Regions from separate parts of the Mus musculus genome. Here all the other regions are linked to region 2. A link is a loop called in an ENCODE intact Hi-C map of the cell type or tissue named here. Cell type or tissue: left cerebral cortex. All regions are shown on one strand.

The links. A loop is a pair of places that touch in the nucleus more often than their neighbours do. Peaks named below come from ENCODE experiments on the same cell type or tissue, not always from the same donor. Only the 100,000 strongest peaks of a DNase experiment are listed, where the experiment ranks them.
Region 1: it touches region 2 in a loop (2.4-fold over the local background); 14 of 42 quality-filtered maps call a loop at or near these places.
Region 3: a loop joins it to region 2, with 3.0 times the contacts of the local background. A loop is called at or near these places in 14 of 42 quality-filtered maps.

What each region holds. Positions count from the first base shown.
Region 1 is chr11:50,232,956-50,240,955 of GRCm38, forward strand. It overlaps Mgat4b (mannoside acetylglucosaminyltransferase 4, isoenzyme B), which reads left to right. Exons shown (of 15, transcript NM_145926.3): 9 at 1-120; 10 at 321-428; 11 at 509-702; 12 at 1,128-1,206; 13 at 1,289-1,376; 14 at 1,455-1,567; 15 at 1,651-2,148. The coding sequence ends at 1,674. It overlaps Ltc4s (leukotriene C4 synthase), which reads right to left and starts at 5,577. Exons shown (of 5, transcript NM_008521.2): 1 at 5,423-5,577; 2 at 4,386-4,485; 3 at 4,239-4,309; 4 at 4,062-4,143; 5 at 3,506-3,757. The coding sequence starts at 5,480. The coding sequence ends at 3,616. In left cerebral cortex, CTCF peaks have their summits at 1,267 (motif pointing left), 3,748 (motif pointing right) and 3,954; DNase peaks (open chromatin) are centred at 322, 2,742, 3,821, 5,633 and 1 more place; H3K4me3 peaks cover 2,008 bases; H3K27ac peaks cover 909 bases.
Region 2 is chr11:50,360,855-50,368,854 of GRCm38, forward strand. No RefSeq gene overlaps it. Among named protein-coding and RNA genes, the nearest start is that of Mir804, 7.0 kb to the left of the region's middle. In left cerebral cortex, a CTCF peak has its summit at 3,911 (motif pointing left); a DNase peak (open chromatin) is centred at 3,901.
Region 3 is chr11:50,221,018-50,229,017 of GRCm38, forward strand. Mgat4b (mannoside acetylglucosaminyltransferase 4, isoenzyme B) reads left to right here and starts at 4,318. Exons shown (of 15, transcript NM_145926.3): 1 at 4,318-4,722. The coding sequence starts at 4,626. Gm36556 (a long non-coding RNA gene) reads right to left here and starts at 4,204. Exons shown (of 2, transcript XR_388620.4): 1 at 3,797-4,204; 2 at 1-3,594. In left cerebral cortex, CTCF peaks have their summits at 872 (motif pointing right) and 4,238; DNase peaks (open chromatin) are centred at 881, 3,078, 3,560, 3,992 and 4 more places; H3K4me3 peaks cover 3,066 bases; H3K27ac peaks cover 2,561 bases.

The sequences.
Region 1 (8,000 bases), 130 kb before region 2:
AAGTCACTGGATCTGAGCCTGATTGTGGAGTTCATCCTCATGTTCTACCGGGACAAGCCCATAGACTGGCTCCTGGACCACATCCTGTGGGTGAAAGTCTGCAACCCTGAGAAGGATGCGGTGAGCAGGGGACACTTGAAGTCAGCACAGGGAAGGAAGGCAGGTCCCCAGCTGCCAGCTCACACTGTGTTCCTGGCTGTGCCTCTATAGCAAGGAGAGGAAACTGCTGGCTGAGGAAATCCCCCCCTCCTCCCCGGTTATCTTGAGCCCAACCTTGAGTGTGGGCTGAGCCGAACCCTAAGGCGCCAATCTGTTCACAGAAACATTGTGATCGGCAGAAGGCCAACCTTCGGATCCGCTTCAAGCCGTCCCTTTTCCAGCATGTGGGCACTCACTCATCACTGGCGGGCAAAATCCAGAAACTGAAGGTGGGGTGTGGCGCGGTGTGGACCGAACGTGGTGGAGGCAGGACTGGAGGGTGGCACTCATGTCTGTTGTACCTCCCCAGGATAAAGACTTTGGAAAGCATGCTCTCCGGAAGGAGCACGTGAACCCACCGGCAGAGGTGAGCACAAGCCTCAAGACGTACCAGCATTTCACCCTGGAGAAGGCCTACTTGCGGGAGGATTTCTTCTGGGCCTTCACACCTGCCGCAGGAGACTTTATCCGGTTCCGCTTCTTCCAGCCACTGCGCCTTGAGCGGTCAGTACTCCCTGGGAAAGAGGACAGGGTGAACACCAATTAGAGGCCTCAGCATATAGTCCTGGGTCTTTAGGTACTCCTTCTATAACCCCTGAGGTAACTATTTGCCCCATCTTAACCCCCCATGCCTCGGTTTCCTTACTGAACAGCACTACCCATAATAGTACTTCCTACCTTGTGTGGACCTAGGCAGGTAGATCTTTAATACTTAATGACACTTGTTACCACAGTCACAGGGTAAGACCCTGGCTTCCTTGCACTGCCCATGGACTGTCCAAGATGGCGCCTCACCTCTCCCAGCACCTGGTTACCCATCTAATATATTTCTAGCCCAGGCGTTGCCCTTCTCTCTGCTGGGCCTGGACAGTGGGTCTGGGCAGTACCTCATCTTTACAACAGCTCACAGGCCTGCTTGGCATCTGTAGGTTCTTCTTCCGAAGCGGGAACATCGAGCACCCGGAAGATAAGCTCTTCAACACTTCTGTGGAGGTGCTGCCCTTTGATGTGAGTATGGGCCGGCTGTGGGTGGGAGCTGACAGCGCCTCCTTCTGGCCAGACACTTCAACCCTGCTGCTTTGCCCTTTAGAACCCCCAGTCAGAGAAGGAGGCCCTTCAGGAAGGCCGCTCAGCCACTCTCCGGTACCCTAGGAGCCCAGATGGATACCTCCAGATTGGTGAGTAGGGCGGGCCTGTGTGGGCTGGGCTTTTGGGTGTTGCTTTCGTGTTTACATCTAGGCACCGCGCTCCCACAGGCTCCTTCTACAAGGGTGTAGCTGAAGGAGAAGTGGATCCTGCCTTTGGCCCCCTGGAAGCACTACGTCTCTCCATTCAGACTGACTCCCCGGTGTGGGTCATTTTGAGTGAGGTAAGATCAGCTGGGATGGGACTAAGCATCTAGACCATAAGAAGTCCCAAGACTCCTGCTCATCCTAAGCCCGACTCTTCCAGATCTTTCTGAAAAAGGCCGACTAGAAGGCTTCCAAGGGTGCTCTGTGGCCGGCTCTGGAGCCCACGGTTCCGAGGGTGTCGCTGCTACTGCTGCTGCTGCCCCAGAGGACCAGGCATATCCACCCCACCTGGAGGGTTCTGCCTGGCAGGCGGCTCGGGCTGGCCTGGGGTTCACCGCTGGCCCGGAGGCCCCAGAAGCTGGTGCTGCTCCTGCCCGCCGGGCCGCGGGAGAGGCAGGCGGCCCCCCACACTGTGCCTGAGGGCCGGCCTGCTGCCGCCCAAAAAGAACTGAACCGAACCGTTTGCCCCTGGCCGGTGGTCTTGAGCCGGGCCGTTAGAAGAGCTTTTTCTTGGGTGCCCGCCGTGTGCGGCGCAAACACTGGAATGCATACACTACTTTATGTGCTGTGTTTTTTATTCTTGGATACATTTGATTTTTTCACGTAAGTTCGCATATACTTCTATAAGAGCGTGACTTGTAATAAAGGGTTAATGAAGTATGTGTCTCATAGGTGAATGTTCCCAGTTCTAGCCAGGCGTTTGCATGTTGCCTGCCTGTATTTGGCCTATCATTTTGGGTTCCCAAAACTTGCTGGTGGTGGGGATAGGGAGGGGGAAGGCTGGCTCACCTGTGCTGCGAGACTATTACCCACAATTGGCTGGCTCCTGGCAGGTTACTTGGTGAAGATGACTTTGACCTCTGTCATGCCAAGGACTAAGTCCCAGACCCTCCTTTACCATGTCAAGTGTCTGTTGGCATACCTCAACGTAACGTCATGTTTACTTAGCAGGAAGGTCGTGACCACTGAGTCTGTAACTGGGGGTTTCATGCACCCAAAGTTGTGTCTACTTATCCTATAGGAATTCTCGTCCAACGAGTTCTCAGATCCTCTTGGTCTAGCATCACATAACCCAGCACAGCTATTGTACAGACCTGAGCCCCTGAGTGCTGGGGGTGGGGTGGGGGGGGGTGGTGTCCACAATTTGACATCATCTCCTCCCCTTCTCCCTACCCCGCCCCCATAGTCCTTAGTATCTTTGTCCCAGCTTGTCTCATATAATAGGATCTTGGTGTGTGTGAATGAGGGGGAGGCACACTGTTGGAAAGGGACTGAGACAGTCAGGGAGCCCTGGAACTCACTGTAGCTCAAGCTGGCCTTGAATTTATGCCTCAGCTTCCCAAGTACTAGGATTGCAACTCAGAACCACAGCGCCTGGCTCATACGGTGGTCATCTCTAAAATAAATGGCCATCTCCACCCGCCGGAGGGCTTTCCCACACATTCTTAGGCCTGTTTAAGAGCATTTTTGCTGGCCAGGTAGGTTAAAAGTCATTTTGAGGTGTATTGTCAGTAGGCCTACCTAAGTCCGGTCCTCTTCAAACATCCAGAGATCCACTTGAGAGAACCTATCACTGACTACATTTTTGGCCACACTCACTGCTGTGTGGCCTTAGCTGGGGTGTCCTGAACCTCTATTTGGAGATTCAGCACTGATCAAAAACAGGGACCCAGATCTCACTTAGGAAAAGACTTGATAGGTTCTAGTTGGGAAGTCAGGGCTGGGTGTTGGGGGACACGAAGGCATACAAGATAGAATCCAACACCTGAGGCTCAGCTTGAGAGGAAGGTGAGCCCCAAGTACAGAAAGGTGGGTGAGGGGTGGCTATCTCTGGAAAGAAATGTCAAGGCAGAGGTAGCTGCGCAGGCAAGGTGTTGTCTAGAAGACAGTACAGTGATAAGAACGAATCCAAGCCTGCCTATGCTGGCCTATCCAAGCCTCCCAAAGCCTGGCTGCATCTGTCTGGGGTTTGGGCTCTCCAAGCTGCGGTAAGCGACCCTCTCAGACCCAGAGAATGCAGACGGAACCGTCGTGGGAACTTTAATTAAAAACTGGGATTCGGGGGCGGGCACCCCAGCGTTTTGTTCGAAGATCTCCAGTTCTGCTGATTCGGAGGGCCTTCGCCTCAGGCCATCGGCAGGAGCATCTGGAGCCATCTGAAGAGCGCAGTCCGTAGCGTGCCGGGGAGGAAGTGGACTAGCAAGCCCAGTGCAGCCATCGCCACCAGCAGCCAGAGTGCGCGCGCGCTCGCGTATAGGGGAGTCAGCCTGCGGGTGGCGCTCAGCGGGAGCGGAGCCAAGCCCCCCCCGCCTCCACACAAGGCCCCGCCCCCTCCATGCTAGGACTGCCCCCAGGCCTAGGCCCTCCCCCTCCAGACTAGGCCTGCCCCGCAGGCTCAAGCCCCTCCCACTCCGGGCTACACCGGCTCGCTAGGGCTAGGTCCGCCCACCCGCTGTCCCCAGATCTCTTTCCATGGGTCCCCTGTGGCCGATCGCCGCCTCCCACCCTTTGAGCGGCGTTGGGGAGCGACCCTCCCCTGCAGTGCTTTCCCGGAAGTCCGGCCAGAGTTACCTGAGTTGCGCTGAGCGCGCGTATCCCTGGAAATAGCGGAGGCGCGCGAACAGGTAGAACAGTCCGCACAGGGCTGCGGCTCCTGCGAGAGTCGATGCAAGGCGACGCGGTGAGCACGAGCTCCCGCCATCCGGGATCACCCCCACCCCCGAAGTGTGCCCCCACGCTGCCCCGCACCTTCGTGGAAGAAGATGCCGGCGACCCAGAGTGTGGCGAGGAACAGCGGAAAGTACTCGCTGCAGTTTACCCTGCGAGGGGTAGGCTGGGTGAGCGCGTGGTTCACCTTGGCTGACACCCGAACCCGCCCGGACCCGCCGCGCTCACTGGGCTCGGAAGACGCGCTCGAACTCGGGAGGGCCAGAGGTGAGCGGCGGCGACACGTGGAAAGCCCTTCGTGCAGAGATCACCTGTAGGGAGAAGTAGGCTGCGGCCGTGGGGGTGTGGGAGTCAGGTGTGGTGCTCCGCAGATCTGGAGCGGGATCCGTCCCTTAGTTCCCCTCTCCTTGCCTCTCACTGAGCGACTCTCTTCTAATGCCCTTCTCCCACCTGCCCCATCAGTGGTGTTCAATGGAGAGGCCCTGTAGGCCTGAGGGTTGATTGACTAGGGTGATGCGCGGCTGAAACACCTGCCGGTGGGAGGAACCTTAGAAGACTTTACTCCTGAACGATTTGACTTGCAAAGCACAGGCAAATGCCTACCTCCCGTTCTGCAGGTCTGGACCCCCTGCGTAGGCAATGGACCAGGGCAAAATTGGCTGTATTCTTTAAGGAACAAGGAAGCACACGTTCTGTGGCTAAGGGACCCTGGTTTCCCCTCTACAGAATCAGCCAGAAGGGACTCTGCCACAAGCCAGAGTCAGTCTAGCTTGGGTCTCAGTACCACCACACAATAGCATAAATTCTTGTCTCAGTTTCTGTTTAGACATCATGGACCCAGCCTTAAATCTGGCAGATACTGTGCTCCAGATGCGTGGAGTTGGGACTCTCCCAACCTAAGCCCATAGCTATTCCACTAGTCACTGTATTGCACTCCCAAACAGATACCAGCTCCCACCACAAGGCAGGCACCTCAAGTGGCCCCTCAGCAGGGTGGCCATCCTTCACCTGGTCCTCCCCTGTAGACACTCCTTAGAGAGTGTCTATACCTGCTCCAGGGAAGTGGGGACTTCTCAGCTGGAACTTTGGCCCTCCAACAGTTCTTGAATTGCTTGGACCTTGGTACCAGGAGGCTAGCCTAGAAGCCTCCTGTCCTTCTCCTGAGCCTGGGCCTGCCAGCACCCCAATTCCCTACCCCAGGAGCCTGAAGAGAGCAGACTACAGGATGTAAGATCCACCCACCTCCCAGACAGGAGCCAGCCCACCTTGCAACAGAACTCCCACGAGGGTGACGGTAGCCAGAAGAGCCACTTCGTCCTTCATGTTGCCAGCCACAGGCAGAATTAGCTTTGGTGTTCTTCTTATCGCCCAGTGTGCTACTCAGACGCTGGCCCAGGAGAGGAAGAGCCTCGGCGCTCTCCACCCCTTTGCAGTAGAGGCGGGGAGGGGTGGGGATATGACTGTATCCACAAAGGCAGGGAGCCTGGCCAGGCTGGGAAGGTAGAAACCAGTGCTGTGGACAGCTTGACCACTTCCTTCCAGTTGTTCCTGGCCTTTCCGTGCTTAGTCCTGTGGTGGCGGAACTCATGCTGCTCACCCAGGCTCCCTCTGACTGCTCACCCATGCCCCCTCTAGCCTTGTGTGTTTCCAGCTACCATATCATCTAGACCCTGCATCCTTGGTAGTTTCCCACTGGCCTTTCAGACTTCCCCTTCATCCAGGGTTTACCCTAGGCTCTGGGCTCCTGGACTCCCACCCCTGACTTCCCCTACCCCAGTGATGACTGGGTCTGTATTCCCATCCAGGGCTACTCTGTAATGTCTAGTGCTGACACACCCTTCCCAACTCCCTATGGCTTCATAATGTCCAGGTGTCCCCAGCCACAATGGACCTACCCATGTTCTTCTTCCTCCTTGGCATCCTGAGGCCCATCCCCCTCAGAGCCCCAAAGGCTCATGAATGATATTTTTTATCCTTGGTTATGGGGAAATACTTGTCTCTAGGCTGGTGTATTTGCCCAGCATCCTACTTGGCTCCAGGCACTGACCCTTCCCTTCCTTAGCCTAGTCCTTTCCACACCAGACAAAGCTGACAACTCCCCACCACTGCCACACTTGTGGTGTAGTCATGTGTGCCGATGTTGACAGAAGAGAGACCCAGTTCTGGAAACTTCCATTAGCAGTCTGGGAAAGGAAGCTTAAGAGTACAGAAGCTGAGAAACTCTTGTTGTCGAGCCCTGGGGGCCACCTTGTGTGGTGTGTGCTCCTGGACTGTTCTTCCTTGTGAAATAGCCACTTCTCTTTTCCGATGAAGCTGGTTTGAGGTAGATTTGGTCAGCAGTGGCAAAATCCAGATCCATCTGGAAGAGTGGACGGAGCCATAGGTGAAGGGCGTGAACCAGCACAGGACAGGAGAGGAGCGTGTACTGGGGAACTAACAGGTCCTAGGCCACACTCCTGTCCCTGCAGCCAGCTTGGCCATATCATGGGTGTCATAAGACAGGGTCACCCTTGGGAGCTTCTGCTTCCCCACAGCCAGCCTCCGTCCTCGTTGCCTGAGGCCTTGGTCCCTGTGGACTCCCCAGAACCCCTTCGGTCTCTTTGTTCATTATTGCCCTCAGAAGATCTGAGGCCTACCTGCTGGGGCTCTGCAGGTTTCTCAAGATCACAGTTGGGTCAACGCTGGTCCTTGCATTACACCAACGTGTAATAGCAGTAGCTGGTGCTCTGAACTCAAGGAATGGTCAGGACACAGGCGTTCCAGGGCAAGATGGGCCTGCACCATGCCAATGCTTGGGTTCCAAACTTCAGGAGGCTGCAGTTGGGGCAGCTTCCGGGAGGGAAGGCATTGAAAAGGCAGAACAGGGCTGGTGAGATGGCTCAGTGGGTAAGAGCACCCGACTGCTATCTGAAGGTCCAGAGTTCAAATCCCAGCAACCACATGGTGGCTCACAACCATCCGTAACGAGATCTGACTCCCTCTTCTGGTGTGTCTGAGGACAGCTACAGTGTACTTACATATAATAATAAATGAGTCTTTAAAAAAAAAAAAAAAAAAAAGAAAAGGCAGAACATAGGATACAGGCAGGCCATGCTCCTATATGCCCATGTGGATAGTGTGCCTGTCTGCGTGCCTGTCAGCAAATGAACATCTCTGCGTGTCTCTGCGGTGAGCGTGGGTGCTCGCCGGTGCAGGCTACAGACAAGTCTATGTCTTGTGTTACTTCAGGCTCTGCTCTGCCAACCTTACATTTCCTCTCAGGCCCATGTGTCCTCCCATCAAAGTTCATTCTCTCTGGCCTGGCCACAGGAAACAGAGGCTTGATATCAGCAACTTCTCAGGAAGTCCCTGAGCAGATGTTCAGGGCAGGGACAAGGGGCTTGGTCTTTGACTCCCTCCCTGCATCCTTTGATTCTTCTCCTTGTACTTGGTTTGCCTAGCTTCTAAGGGCTCCACTGGACCTGCCCACCCTCTGACCAAAGAGCCAGTCCTGCAGGCACCAGCATCTTCTTCCCTGAGCTCTGCATGGTATACCTTTGCTGGCTCAATCCTTAAATGGCTCTGAGGAACCTTCTGGATGCTGAGTTCATGGTTAAACTCTGACCCGGTGGAAAGGTCAGTGGACCATGAGGGTAGAGAGAAAACATTGCTACTGTACTGGACATCAGCCACAGTGCACTGTCAGGCCCTTGACTCTAAGCTGTAAGTAAAAGGTATATTGTGTGCCCATGATCCCTGCACATAGGAGGCTGGGGCAGGAGGATGGAGAGTCTTAGGCCAGCCTGGGCTACATAAGAGGCCTGCTTCTATTTTAGACTCATTAAAAAAAAAAACAAAAAAACA
Region 2 (8,000 bases):
TAAGTCCTTGCCTCAAATACACACACACACACACACACACACACACACACAGGAGCTTAATTCAGAATGGATTTGAGGACCCCTTTTCTGAAATACCTGGGACCCAGGAGTATATAATTTTTTTTATTGTTTTGTATTTTATGAAATTTTGCTTTATGTTTTGCCTACATGTGTGTGCACCATATAATTGTCCCGTGCCCTCTGAGGTCATCAGAATCCCTGAAACTGGAGTTAGGGATGGTTGTGTGTAGCAGTGAATTAGTTAAACCACTTTGGCTCCTGGCATACTTGACCAAAAGCTCTCTGGAACACACATAAGCCAGCTAACTTTGATATGCCTTGACTAGCTCAAAGGCTGGACATTTCTAATCCTCCCCATGGCTGTGACTAACATACATTTCTCCTCAGGATTCCTGGCTTAACACCTCCTTTTTTTTTTAAGACTTATTTATTATTATACCTAAGTACACTGTAGCTGTCTTCAGATGCAGCAGAAGAGGGCATCAGATCTCACTATGAATGATTGTGAGCCATCATGTGGTTGCTGGGATTTGAACTCAGGACCTTCAGAAGAGCAGTCGATGCTCTTAACCACTGAGCCATCTCTCCAGTCCCAGGACTAACACCTTCTAAATCTTACTTTATCTTTGCTGCCCTGTTACCTTCTGGGCAGCCCCACCCCCATAAGGCAGCATTTCCTTTCCACCTACATCATTGGATGCTTTCTGTCCTGCAGCTCTTAAATCTGATCCTCCTGCCTCCAACTCTCTTCTCTCTCTCCTGTCCCTGGCCCATGCAATCTAAAGACCCACCTCTCCTTTTCTGCCCAGCCACTCTGAATCTTTCTTCTTCTTCTCCTTCTCCTTCTCCTTCTCCTTCTCCTTCTCCTTCTCCTTCTCCTTCTCCTTCTCCTTCTCCTTCTCCTTCTCTTCCTCCTCCTCCTCCTCCTCCTCCTCCTCCTCCTTCTCCTCCTCCTCCTCCTCCTCCTCCTCCTTCTTCTCCTTTTTTAAAGGAAGAGCAACGCACTGTATTAGGAAACACACAGGAGCACTGACACAGGATACACAGGAAAAACCAAGCAGAGAAGTCAAGTCTGGGCTCACTCTTGGTTAAATGTCACCAAGGGGAAAGGCATTGACTTCTTTCCCTATTGTGTCACCGTTGCATTATCGGTGACTCTGAGTTTATTACTAATGTGCTCAATCAATGCAGCAGGCCAAGGCTTCTGTAGCTTGGCAGTGTCACGGGGACCTATGTTCTGCCTTCCTCCATTGTTAGCATGTGACTTAGGGTTGCCTTGTGCTCATGGTTGTCACTGATCCACATTCTCGACTCTTAGTTGTCCGGAAACGCAACTGGGACCCGGTGTCTGCTCCTGTCACTGTCACCTTCTAACCCGTAGCTATCATAGTGAGTGTGGGTCAGTGTGTGGAGGGGAGAGGACATGGAGGGGAGGCAGGAGCTCGCCCGGGGCTGTGGTCGAGAAGTGCGCATGCGTGCTAGAGAGCTTGGGGGCCCTTGCTGCTGGGGATGACTCTGGTTTGGGGGAGAAGGGGCGTGCACTCCAATCTCCCTGGAATCTGATCTTCAACCATGCAGCATGGAGCTTTCAGACTGCAGTCTTCCCACGCGGGCCCTTCCCCCATGCTTCCCTTGCTTGCTGCTTTTCGGGCACGCGCTCAGCTTTTCCCCTGTTTGGTAATTTTTTATTATCAATTGAAGGCAGCTAGGGGCAGGGACCCTCAGGTCTGGAAGCCCAGCTCTTTGGAGCCAAAATAAGACAAAGCTTTAGAACCAACCCCCCAACAGTTTTGAGCCACCTAGGAACTGAACCCAGGCCCTTTGCAAAAGCAACAGATGCTCTCAACCACTGAGCCATTCCTCCAGCCCTGTGTTGGGTTCTTTTTTAGTTTTTGTTTGTTTGTTTATTGGTTTTTCAAGACCGGGTTTCTCTGTATAGCCCTGGCTGTCCTGGAACTCACTCTGTAGACCAGGCTGGCCTTGAACTCAGAAATCTGCCTGCCTCTGCCTCCCAAGTGCTGGGATTAAAGGCGTGCGCCACCACACCAGGCTAGGCTTCTTTTTTAATTTATAGACATTTCCGTATACATACTGAGGTGTCTTAGAGGACTCAAGTCTAAAGAAGAACTTAATTTTATTTCATACACATAGTGTAGCCTGAGGTAATTTATTCAATGTATATGGTATTTGCCTGTATGACTATGCATCACGTGTGTGCAGTCCCTGTGGAGTCCAGAAAAGGACCTCAGATCCCCTGACTGAAGTTGCATGGGTTGTGAGCCTCCTTGTGGATTCTAGGGATCAAACTAAGGTCCACTGAGTCACTGTTTCAGCCCCTATTTGATTTTTTCCCCCTTAAAACCAGGTTGCACTCGGTAGCCCTCTTATTGTTGGTTAGAATCACAGCAATCCTCCTGCCCCAGTTCCCCAAGTGCTGAGATTACAGGTGTGTACCACCACAACACCTGATTTATCCAGGCCTGAGGATCAGACTCTGGGCTTCTCCAGTGCCAGGTAAGCACCCTGCCCACTAAACTATCTCCCTAGCTCGGAGATAACAGCTCAGAGTGGGAAGGTTTGTTCCAGTCCACAGTGTCAGAGGTTTCAGCCACAGTCTCTGGGTCCTATGGTTGCACAGTGTAGCATGGTGAGAGCACTTGGAGGAGCCGCTGTGTTCAGATGTCAGAATGCAGAGAGGATGGATCCAACATGCCCTGGGGGATACAGGGCTAGTGACCTCCTGCCTCCTTCTAGGTCCCACCCCCTAAAGACTCCTCCCTGTAGGTTTACAGTCTTTAGCTATGTTGTGTAAGTTTCCTCTGAGATTGAAACATTCCATCTTGCAGGGAAGCTCCTTAAGCAGGGAGGTAAACAACTCAAAGAGCTTCAGGAAGTCCCTGAAATGGACCAGATTCACTAGGCCCCTCCCTGCCAGAGTAAGCAATAAAAGATGAGAGTCCCTCTCCCATAAACAAAAGCTGAGCTGCACAGAGACTTTCAGAGGAGAAAGGCTTCCAAGACTCTGAGACCAGACCAGCTGTCTGGAGGAAGCAGACACCAGCTGAGCTACCTTGGAAGAAGCTGAGACCAACAGAGGACCTGGCAAGGCTACTCTCCAGCCTGTTGAGTGGCCTGCAGGCTGTGCAGTGTGCTCCAGGTTCCCAGCTTTGTGAGCTGTCATTCTTGCTGGGGCTGGGCTTCGGTGATGCAGCTGTCTTTGAGTCATGTCTGCTCCTTAATGACCCCTCACCCATATTCCTGTAAGTCATCACAATAAAACTCACTGGTTCCACCAGATTGGACTTCAGCGATACCTGTACTCTGGTGTGTTTCGGGTTCCCTACGTGGGATGAGCACACGTGTGTTGCATCTCCCCAGGAAACGTTTTGCTACACAACAAGCTTGAAGGCCTTTGGGGAACATTGCAGATCCAAACCATGAAAGTGCCAATTTTTGTTCTGGTGAATTAAGTCACTCAAAAACATTTTAGATTTTGCAGTGTTTTGGATTTCCAATTTTTCAGACTAGCCTGGGTTAACAAGACACGAGAAACAGGAGCGAAATTCATCGTAAAAATCTGTTAGTTAGCCAGGGGGTGACAACACTGGCTTTCGATCCCATCACTTGGAGGCAAATGGATCTCTGTACGTTAGAGGCCAGCTTGGTCTACAGAGTGAGTTCCAGAACAGCCAGGGCTACACAAACCCTGACTCAAAAAAACAAATAATTAAATGGAAAACAAACAGTAAAAACATGATAAAAAATAAAAACTAGTTTAGGAGACACGGCTCAGCAGTTAAGAGCACTTGTAGAAGACCTGGATTCAGCACTGAGAGCCCACACACTCTCACTTTTACCTCTGTTGCAGGCGATCTGATGCCCTCTCCTGGCCCATATGGGTATTACATGTATGTGACAGCCTTACATTCAGGCAAAACCCACCCATACACATAAAAATAATAAAAATGGAATAAACGCAGGTCTCTCCTCGGCTTGAAACTTGACAAGTAGGTCAGGCCAACTGGCCACAGAGATCTTCTTGTCTCTGCCTCACCAGCACCAGGACTGCCAGAACATGCCACCACACCTGGCTTTTTTTTTCATATGAGTTCTGGGGACTGAACTTTGTTGTACTAGAGCTTTACCACCTGAGCCATCTCCCCACCTGAGGAGCTCAGCTCTTATGAGGGGAAAACAGACGAGCAGTCTACTAGGAAACACAACCTGACAATCTGGGAACAGAAGGACTTGCAAGAACATGTGTAGGTTAAAGGGGAGAAACAGGTTGTGACCACTGCCCTGTGACAGGCCAGCAAAACATGTAAGACAACTGGGGAAAGTTGGTATGTGTGGGTGCATGTTATGTGTAGATGCTGAATGTGTGTGTGTGTGTTTTAAATGTATGTGTTGTTCTGTATGTATGCCTGTATGCCAGAAGAGCTCATCAGATCCCTTTATAGATAGATGGTCCTGAGCCACCAATGTAGTTTTGGGAATTGAACTTAGGACCTCTGGAAGAGCAGCCAGTGCTCTTAACTGCTGAGCCATCTCTCTAGCCCCAGGAATGTGATACTTTTAAAAAGATTTGAGGGAGCAGAGGATGGGGGAAGACCAGGTGGGTGCAGTGCCTGCAGATGTCAGATAAGGGCATTGAATCTCCTGGAACTGAAGTTACAGATAATTGTGAAATACTGTGGGTGCTAGGAATTGAACCTGGATCCTTTGCAAGAAAAGCAAGTGTTCTTAGCCCCTGAGCCATTTCCCCACCCCACAATTGATTGATTGACTGATTGGTTCATTGATTTTGAGACATGGTTTCTCTGTATAACAGCCCTGGCTATCCTGGAACTCACTAGGTAGAACAGGCTAGCCTCGAATTCATACAGATCTGCCTGCCTGTGCTCCCTGAGTGCAAAGATTAAAGGTGTTCAAACACTAAGCCTAGCTCGGCCCGTGTTCCTTACCTCTCTTATCAATTTGGTCCTAATTGACTCAGTAGACTGCATCAGACATTGCCTCTCATGCCCGATTCCTTCGGTCACGCCTGGCCTTCCTCTACTGTCTTGATATTTAAAGATATAAACTGGCAAAACCCAAGTGCTAGCAGCTAATCCAAGGTCCTGCTTTCTTCCCAGTCATGAGGAATTGAATGTACCCTTGTACTATGAGCAGAAATAACGGAGTAAACCTATAAAAAACTGAGCGCAGGGTTTCTGTCAGAGGAAAATGAGCAGCTTCAGTGGCAGCGAGGTGATGGCTGCACACCACTGTGAACAGACACCACAGCCCAAATTATACAGTCCCAGCTGTCCCATCTCTAGGACAGCACAGCTGACATAGTGTGTGTACCCGTTATTCCAGTGCTCAGGGGTGCAGACGGGACAATCAGAAGTTGAAAGTTATTCTTGCTTTTGTGAGCTTGAGGGCAGCCCGGGCTACATGAGGCTGCCTGAAAAACAAAACAAAAGCAAGGAAGCAAATAAGTAAATAAAGATCAGGAAAATGGGGGGGGGGCTAGCTCACTTGGTAGGATGCTTGCCTAGAATATACAGAGTCCTAGGTTTGATATCCAACACTGCATGAACTGTGGGCATAGTGTTATACCTCTGTAATCCCAACACCAGAGAGAAGGAAGCTGAAGAAACAAAAGTGCAGGGTTATCCTCAGCTAAATAGCAAGTTCCAGGCTAGTTTGAAATACATAATATCTTGTATCAGAGGAGGGGAGCCATCTAGAAACAGCATTCTAAGTAAGACATTTGAGAAAAATCTAGCCAAGAAGTGCAGAACCATATGGTATGTATTACTGCATTAGCTATATTAATTACTATGCCTGTATATTTTCCTGTATTAGTTATACTAATTACTGTGTAGCTATGACCAAACTAACTGACTAAAGAGAAGAACATCTGACCTGGCAGCTGAAGGCCAGGCGGTCCCTGTCAGCCTGAGACCAACTCAGCTACCACTCAGGTCGAGATTCAGCATGTTGCGTGGGTCCACTCCCCAGCATCTACTCCATCTATGAATTGCTGGAGCACGTGAAGGAGCCAGTCCTGCAGAACCAGAGAGAGCCACAGGATCACCAAGACTCTGGGCAACAGCAGGATGGACTAGAGGAGACTCAGCAATGGTCCAGTTATTGGTGATGCATCAGAAACTGGAAACTAGGCCAATGACTCATTGTTACAGTGAACATTTGCATGTAAAGCTCTTTGGGCAAACGCACACACACACACACACACACACACACACACACACACACACAGCTTCCAATGCCACTACAGTGAATGAATACATGATGGGAAAGATGGAGGAGCAGAGCGGTGTGTGCACTGTAGAGAGAGGTGGAACTAGAGACAGGACAGTTGTGACAGGTGTGCGAGAGAGAAGGCTGCAGTCGATGGAGGAACATGTCATTGCCTGGTAGGGTCAGCAGCGTGGTGGACAGCAGCCTGGAGCTTGCACAGACTCAGCCCCTGGACCAATCCCCTGCTGCACGGTCACCTTGGCTCTGAGCAATAGCAGGATGTCCAAGATGAAAAGTGGTTCATTTCCTGCACTGGATCTCCCTGAAAGATCTCCATAGTCCATACCTCCCCCAGAGACTATGCTGGTATCAGTGTTCTGTGCTGCTGCCCCAGGCCATGATGAAGCCATGTGGGCATCTGTGGTCTGTGCTAAACCCTGTCAATATCCATGGGGTATGCTGCTTCCAAAGTCCATGTTTGGGCCCGTGGTCATACGGCAGCCAGGAGCAGCGTTGACATCTGAGGCCTGTGCTACCACTGAGGGTCATGCAGTTGTCTATGGTGTATGCCACTATCTGAAGCCATGTTCATGTGAGTGGCCTGTGCAGGCTCCTAAGGCCATTTTGATGACTGTGGTGATCCATACTGCCACCGGAGACCAAGTGGGGGTCCTTGGCACCATGGATGTCGGTGGTCCATGCTGTTGCCAGAAATCACATAGAAGCCCAGGACCCGTGCTCCCGCCGACTGTAAATGGCAAGGAAGCTACTCCTGCAGTGGTATCGCTGACTGCAGAAGCACAGTTGAATAAGAGGGTCATAGAAGGCTCCCGAGACAACCCCTATGCCCTAGTCCCCCAAAGTAACAGCCTAAAAAGGAAGCCATCAAAGAGAACTCTTAGGAATTGTGGTAAGGATGCTATGGAGCAGCCCTCAAAGTTGATGGCTTCTGGGTGGGGAGGTGGGAAGGACTCAGTTCTTTAGGGGACAGGCCCTGGGAATTTGCCGATGCTCCAATGAGCATATGAATAACCCAAATTGGATTTTTCTTTCTTTTGTTTTTTGTTTGTTTGTTTGTTTTTTCTGAGGAGAAGGTCAGAAGGGTAGGGGGTAGACACGAGGGGACTGGGAAGTGTGTGTGATCAGGGTGGATGATGTGAAATTCCCAAATAATCAATAAAAATATTATGTTGGGGGACAAAAAGAATAAAAAGATCTTGTTTGGTTTTCATTTTCAGAGGGCTTAGTCTGTGAGTTCTTTGACCCATGGCTTTGGGAGAATAACACGGTAATGGGAGTGTGTAATAGGTTTTGTTTTTTGTTGTTGTTGTTGTTTTTTTAATTTAGTGGCAGAGGGGAAGTAGAGTTATTAGGCACTTTCCTGTTGCTGTGATAAAACAGTATGACCAAAGAGAACTTAAAGAGAACGTGGGGCCAAAGAGAAGCTCGAGAGTGAGGAGCACTGCTCGAGGGTGAGGAGCGCTGCTTGAGAGTGAGAAGCACTTGTTGTTCTTGCAGTTGCCAGTACCCACAGGGTGGCTCACAACCATCCACCACTGCAGCTCCGGGGAACCAGACACCTCTCTGGGCCTCTGCAGGGTCCTGCACACACAGGCATGTACACATAGAGTATAGAAGGATTTAAAAGAGAAGAGGGTTTACTTTGTTTTATGGTTCCAGAGGGTCTGAGTCCATCATGGTGGGGTCATGGCAGAAAGTGGCAGCCACAG
Region 3 (8,000 bases), 140 kb before region 2:
GCAGGTTCTAACATGGTTGTGGGAGGATCAACATTAAAGCATTCATGTTTGTATTTTTTGTTTGATTTGATGTTTGTTTTGAGAGACAATGTTTAATTTTGTAGACCAGGTGGACTAGTATGCACTATACAGTCCAACCTGGTTTTGAACTTGAAGCAATCCTCTTGAAGTCTCCCTAGTACTGGGACTATAAGCATATGTCACCATTTTAAAAAATTTATTTGAGCTGGAGAGATGGCTCAGTGGTTAAGAGCACTGACTGCTCTTCTTGAGGTCCTGAGTTCAAATCCCAGCAACCATATAGGGGCTCACAACCATCTGTAATGAGACCTCATACCCTCTTCTGATGTGTCTGAAGACAGCTACAGTGTACTTAGATATAATAATAAATAAATCTTTAGGCCGAAGCCAGCAGAGGTCCTGAATTCAAATTCCCAGCAAGCACATGATGCCTCACAACCATCAGTACAGCTACAGTGTACTCATATACACTAAATAAAATAGATCTTTAAAAAAAATTATTCTTTTTTTTTTTGTATGTTTGTTTGTTTAAGGCAAGGTTTCTCTGAGTACTCCTAGCTGTCTTGGAACTCACTCTGTAGACCAGGCTGGCTTTGAACTCAAAGATCTGCCTGCTTCTGCATCCAGAATGCTGGGATTAAGGGTGTGTGCTGCAACTGCTTGGCTCTTTTACTTATTCTTGGGCAATTTAGTGTGTGTTTGTAAGTGTAAGATCTCATGAAGCCCTGGCTGGCCTTGAACTGGCTTTGTAGCCAAGGATGACTCTGAACTGTCTTTTAATTTTTTTCATCTTAAGAAAAAAAATGCATTTGGGTGTTTTTCTTGAGTGAATGTATGTGTGCAGTGCTCTGGGAGGCCAGAAGAGAGCAGCTGATTCCCTTGGGAGCTTCCAGTGGGTGTTGGGAATCAAACCCTTTTCCTCTTGCAGAAGTGCTCTTAACAGCTGAGCAATTCACTCTCGCCTGGACTCTCAAACCTCTTACCTCCTCCTCTCAATTCCGTCATAATCACAGGCCCATGCCTTAGAAGGCAAGGCCTTCTAAACAAACAACTGAAATGCAGATGTCAGAAAAACACTTTTAAAACATATGTAACTACTCGTGAGTCTTCTAAACTTTAATATCTAGAGCAGGACTAATATCAAAAATATGAAGTTATGGGCTGGTGAGATGGCTCAGTGGTTAAGAGCACTGACTGCTCTTCCAGAGGTTCTGAGTTCAAATCCTAGCAACCACGTGGTGGCTCAAAACCATCTGCAATGTGATCTGATGCCCTCTTCTGCTGTGTCTGAAGAGAGGGACAATATACTCATATACAATAAATAAATAAATTTAAAAAAATGAAGTCACTAACATGAGTGTAACTATTCTTTTGAAGTGCTCCACTACACCTCTAGTTGAGGTAGATGAAATCCCTGACTTCTGTTGTGACAGTCACATAGACTGGGAAATCTACAGGATGCAGTTTCCATTCTTAAATGGAGAGCAGGACTCGTTTCACTTGAAGGCTAGTGAAATCATGTATAGATCTTCTATTTCTCTTAGCTCTATTCTTGACTACCCCCAGGGCTGGACCCCTAGACTACTTCCAAAGGCTGTCCTAGAACATGGGCTGAAGGCTGTGATCATAACAGCTGGGTGTCTACAGGCTTTTAATCCCAGCGCTGGTCTGCATGGTGAGTTACAGGCCAGTCAGGGTTTCATAGTGAGTCACTGACTCTGAAAAAGTAAGGTGTGTGTGTGTGTGTGTGTGTGTGTGTGTGTGTGTGACTGTGTTTTTCACTGTGTGAAAATCTAGAACAAAGGAGGAAAGGCCTCCAGCTGACTTTCAAAGGGAAAGCAGGATTTCTCTGGGCCCATATGGCTCCGTTTTCCCTGAGTGGGTCCCTAGGACCTGATGCCGAACCTCAGGTGAAGGTATATTGCCAGCTGCAAGGCGACATGCAGAGCTAGGAAGTGTCTGAAGGGACTTTAGGTGGCAAGCAGGCCCGGATTAATTAATTACTACAAAGGCAAAGACAGTGGAAAACAGGACACGTGCCAGACAATGCTGCCATTTTCAAAGGAGGAGGCTGGAGGTAGCCAGGCTGCTGTGAGGTCCTGCTCCTGAGACATGGGCTCTCCCTAACCCCAATTTCCTGTTTCTACAGAGGCTCTGCTCCCTAGACATCAGGGACCTTCTCTTATTCCTGTTCCCCTACTCCAAGGTAGCAATGGGAGAGGGGAAATCCGTGTGCTCACCTACAGTCCATGTCCTTCAGATCCACTGGTTTAATCATTATAGCATCTTCCTTAAGTCATCCACTTTAGTTGATGTTGAGTGCTTCACCACTCAGCTATACTCCAGCTCTAATATACTTTTTGTTGCTTGATTTCTAGATTTCTTTTTAAGTATGTGCATGCCTACACACTGAGCTTAGAGGTGTCTATTTCCCTTAGTTCCAGGTAGCTGTGAGCCACCTGTAAAAGCTGATGGGGACCTAACTGGGGTGGGTCCTCTGGAAGAGCAAGCGGTTAAGTACCTTAACTACGGAGCCACCTCTCTAGCCTTATTTGTTTTTAGGACAGTTCCACTGTATAGCTCTACTTGGCTCAGAATTTTAAATTTTCTATGTATATCAAGCTGGTCTTAAACTGTTTTGGGGGCTTGGGGAATGACAACATGGGCTCACTATGTATGGCTCACAGAGCTCCTGCCTTTGCTGTCTGGCTGCTAGCATTGGAGGCATGTCACACACTATACTGGCTCCACTGTTGTTGTTGTTTTGTCTTTTAAACAAAATTAAAACTTTATATGACTAAAATGAAGACCTACTATTTTTTGCACCACAGAGAAGACTCCTATGAAAACAGGACAACACACCAGGATACTTCCCCTCAGAAGGTTCCAACAAGATCAGGCTGTACTTTGCTCTAAGTCACTCCAAACTGTAAAACAGTGGCTTTTGGACTGTGCCTTGCCTTCTGTAGCTCCCCACCCCAACTCTGCCCCCAGAATCTTAGTATGCAGCCTTGGCTAGCCAAGAATTCTAAATGTAGACCAAGCCTTCCTTAAACTCATAAGGATCCTCCTGCCTCCTGGGTATGGGTCACTTTATTGTGCACGCAAGCGTGTGCATGTATGTGTGTGTGTGTATGTGAGATCACCACTGCAGCTTCTACTTTACTGAGACCATCACCCACCCAGCGTGTGATCACCCCTCCCCCCGACCCCACCCCCGCACGCGCTCACGGTCATTCCAAGCAGGGTCTTTCAGGACATCATACGTGGATGGCACTGTCGTGCCATAGACACCATGCAGAGATCGGAGAACCAATTGCAGCAGTCATTTCACTCCTTCCACCCTGTGGATTCTGAGGGATGGAACTCAGGCTTAGTAGCCGTCACCACTCTGCTCTTAGGTAGTAGCTCCATTTTACAAAGTAGCTTCTGGTTCCATTTTGAATGGTGATGAGACTCAAGAAGGGAAGTAGATTTGGCGCTTCCAAAATGCATGCCCCGAGGCTGCCTTGGCTCAGTGAGTCCTTTCATTGTGTGTCCAGTTCCTGGTTCCGCAGAGGCATGGAGGGAAGTCTGTAATAAGATGCAAGAAGAGACAGCAATAAAGTCTTAGGCGCCGCTGTACAAATAGGAACCAGAGGCGCCCCGCCCCCGCCCCCGGTCACCCTGCGGACCCGTGATCCTCTAAACTACAGGTTGAGCCTGACTCCCGCCCACAGCATGCCTGGCACCGGGAAGCTAGTCGGCTGGGCTCCGGAGGGTGCTCTCCACCTACAAACAACGGCTCTGTTACTCCTGAGAGCGGCCCATTGTCCTTGTTCGATAGAGTAGGAGCGCCTCCCCCGGTCCGCAGCACACTCTCCGAGGCACATCAGAGAATGCCCTGAGAAGGGAGTACTGGTGGGCGCAAGAGAGAGCAGCTGGCACTTTCTGGCTAGCCTGCTAGCTAGAGATAACCTCAGCTCGGCTACAGCGGGCCCCTCCCATGCCAGATCCTCTCTGTCGGGAGGAGGGCTTGAAGGTCTAGGTGTAGGGACTTGCTCATGGGATCTTCTGAAAGGAGACTTGGGGGAACAGGCATCTCCGCCGTCTGTCCCTGCTGCACAATAGCTGACCCTCATTCATCACCACTGTAGCCGCGACTTTCCTGGGGCGCGCTATTCCACGCGCGTGCCACCTTCCCAAGGCGGGCCCGCCGGGATCCCGGGAGCTGGCCTCCTACCCCGCCCCCTCGCGGTGCTCCCAGCGGCGGCGAGTGATGCGGCCCCTTTAAATCCCGGCCGCCCCGCCCTTCGCCCGTCGACTCGGCGGCGGTCCCGGATCCAGCCCGGCCGCGGCTCTTGCCGCCTTGCCCCAACCCTGCTCGGCCCCGGCCCAGCCTCAGATCGAGGCCGCCAGCACCGCGCACCGCGGAGGAGCAGCTCGCACGCGCCCTCCACCCCCGTCCCCATTCCCGCCCTGCCTGTAGCCTCCTCTCCCGGGCCCGCAGCTCCTCCGCGCTCCGGGGCCGGGGCCCCCGCCGCCTCCGGGCCCCCGTGCCCCGGCCCCGGTCCCCCGGGCCATGCGGCCTCGGCCCCGCCGGCGCCCGCCGCGCATCGGGGGAGATGAGGCTCCGCAATGGCACCTTCCTGACGCTGCTGCTCTTCTGCTTGTGCGCCTTCCTCTCGCTCTCCTGGTACGCAGCGCTCAGCGGCCAGAAAGGTGAGCCCCCACCCTGCCGCCGCCTGCTCAGGCCCGCACCGGGAGCACCTGAGCCTCTCCCATGCTCGCCCCACTTGTTTGCTTTTGGCATCACGAAATTCCCTGGTCAGGCCTGGCCGAGGGGAGCGAGTGGTTACCAGATCCCCGCCTCCGTGTGGCGCTCGGGACTGGCCTCTGCCTGCGGTTATCCCATGCCAGGGGCGGGCGCTTCCACTGGCAAGTTAAGGACCTATGGAGTTCCCACAGAGGGGCAGAGACACAAGGTCACAGAGGTAGTGTACCCAGAGAACCTGGTGCAGGCTCTTGGACAAGAGCTGGCACAGTATTGTTGAGACAGGTGAGGAGATAGAGCCAAGGTATCCATCTCCCTGCCCCATCCACTGTTGTGCTCTGCAGCAGCCCTGCTCCCGTGGGCGCTGCTCCCTGGGGGCCTACAGCCTCCTCCATGGCACCGAGCCCCAGGGTTCCTCTGTAGGGCCTCTTGAATAGCTAGCCCAGAAACCCTGATATGTGATCACTTTGTGGGGTTTCCTTGGCCTTTCCTGGTGCAGCTTCGAAGCTTGGGCTTGCTGGCCAGTCCACACTATGGCCTCCCAGCTTGGCCAGCCGTCTTGGGAGTAGAAGGACACAGGTCCTAGCACTGCTAGGAAGCCCCCTGAGCTAGGTTGAATGGTTTAAACTGAGTGGGAGCTGAGGAGTTCAGAGACCATGATCCACCCAGCCTGGACACAGGAGACTCTGAGCTGCTTCCTTCCTGCCTGCCTTCTGTTCTTCCTGTCATATCAGGCTGAGGTGGGCTAGCTCTCTCCCTCCCTCAAGCAGGCTCTCTGTTCCCAAAGGTTATGCTAAACGGGGAAGGGGAGGTCCAGGAAGAGGCCTGTGGCAAGTCCAACTCCTGGCATCAGGCTCCTGCCTGCTCAGCCCAGCCTCACCTCCTGTAGCACTTTCCCTATTTTAGTGGTAGTGGAGGTCTGGGCTGGTCTTGAGAGAATCACAAGTCAGGAACTCTAAGGAGAGATTCGATAGGGCCTGGCACAGAGAGAGTGTGGGATGGAATGAGCTATCAAGGGAGGGTATGGCCAGGGGACGGTTCTCTGAAGGTAGGGTGTGGCATCCAGAAGGGTACATTTTGAGCCCTTGGGAGAGTAGCCATGGAAAGCTATGAGGGCTGTAGTGGAGCCGTGTCGGAAGAACTGGGATCAGGTTGTTCCATTGTGGTTAGGGCCATTAGACTGTGTCTCATCCTCATTTGGTAGTGGTCCCGTGTGCTTCCTATGACAGTCACATGTCTCCATCTGATGTTAGGATACCTCCCGAGGGAGCAAGCCAGGAGACTAGCATTCTGAGGGCCTGGGGAGCAAGATCAGAGAAGAGTAGGGCTCAGATACAGAGTTCTTCCTCCTGAGGACAAGCCCTGTATGCATGGAGAGAGAGAAGTGACTGAGTGTAGCCTCAGGGCTGTACTGTTTCCATGGGTATCCAGCAAAGCCAGCTGACTAGAAGTCAGGAATCTTGACTGTGGGCCTTTCTCATTCTTCCACACAGACAAGTCAGTAGCAAACTCAGCTAGTCAGCCACTAGATTGAAGCTGGTTTCCACTTTGTAGCGGATATGGGGCTCAGGAGAGGAGGGTCCAGTACTTAGGGGAAGAGCAAAAGAACCGGAAGGGAGGATGTAGGCGGGGAGCCAGAGAGGAAAGAGGCAGCAGAAGCAGGGGTCACCCTAGAGCCTGGGTTAAGAGTGGGAAAGACTCAGACTTGGCCAGGTGCACCTAGGGTTTAGGACTCAGGTTCAAATCCAACCTTGGCTTTTATCTGTTGAAGCAGCCAGACATTCAGGAATCAAACTATAGCCTCAGCCAAACAGCTGCAGAGCTTGGACCTCAGGGAGACAGAGCCACACAGTCCTTCTCAGTGTCAGGGCCACGCTCTCACTGGATCCTTGCTCTCCTAGAGTCCTTGGGGACCGCACGACCCAGAGACAGAGTGGACACCTGCCACTCTCCACCTCGACTCCCTTCCCCCTTGCAGGTTTACAGCAGACCTTGGGCTGGGCTTGCGGTCTTCCTATGGCCCTGAGCCTATTTCCTCTAAGTACATATACAAAGTTTATACCCCAGCTTGGCTCCAAAATCTGTTTTCTCTGCCAAGAGAGAGCCAGGTGGAACACTGTGGTTTGTAGTCCTCAGGGTGTGTTAATTACCCTGCTTGTAGGGCATCACATGTTCCACACCCCGTGGAGTCTATTCTGGCACGGTCACTGCTGCAGTCCTCACCTGGGGCTAGGTCCAGCCTGCTTTCCTGGGATTGGAAGGCATGGAAGCCAAAATCCTCTGCTTCCTAGGAAGGCCTATCCTGACATGCTCCAGGTACCCAGAGAGACCAAAGAGTCCCCAAGCCCTTACCACTGACCTACCTCACTATCCCGCCCACTAGAGATGTGGGGTACCAGGATGGTCTAGCTTTAAGAACAACCCATGACCATGTGGTGGTGGCACATGCCTTTAATTCCAGCACACGGGAGGCAGAGGCAGGTGCATCTCTGAGTTTGAGGCCAGCCTGGTCTTCAGTGTGCGTTCCTGGACACCCAGGTTTACACACACACACACACACACACACACACACACACACACACACACCCTGTCTCAAAAGAAAAAAAAGAAAAGAACACAGCTTGAGTTTCTGAATTTGTAGGGTCCAAGGACAAGAGGGGACCTCCCAAGTCAGTAGACTTGGGAATAAGATGACCAGGCTCTTACAGGGAGCAAGAGCAGCACAGGGCCCGAAGAATATGATAGGCTGCTAAGGGAAAGGGCCTGTGGGGCTCTGAGAAACAACAGCAGAATTGGTGTGTGGGTGGGAGCTAGGCCCAGGAACCCAAGGGGCCCATTGCCTGCTGGTAAACAGACAGCACAGGCCTGAGGAGGAAGGAAGGCCAGGATAGGGATCCAGCGATGCCCAGGCCTGGATGATCAGGAAGATTCAGGGACCTGCTACCCACCATGACCCACCTGAGGCAGTTTCCAGAGCAGAGTAGGTCTGGTGGAAACACACACTCTTGTTAGACCAGTGTTACTTCCCCTGTTCTCTTCCACGGCCTCAGCTCAGTGCTGCTTGGGACACTGCCAGTGGCACAGGCTGCCCATTAGCTTCACTATGAGGAGAGAGCAGGGACTTCTCATCCAGGCTGTGGAAGGCACCTGTCTGTCTATGCCACTGTGAACTACTTCCCTGGCTGGCTCTGATGGCCTGGGTACCTCTAGCCCTCAACCCTGTCAG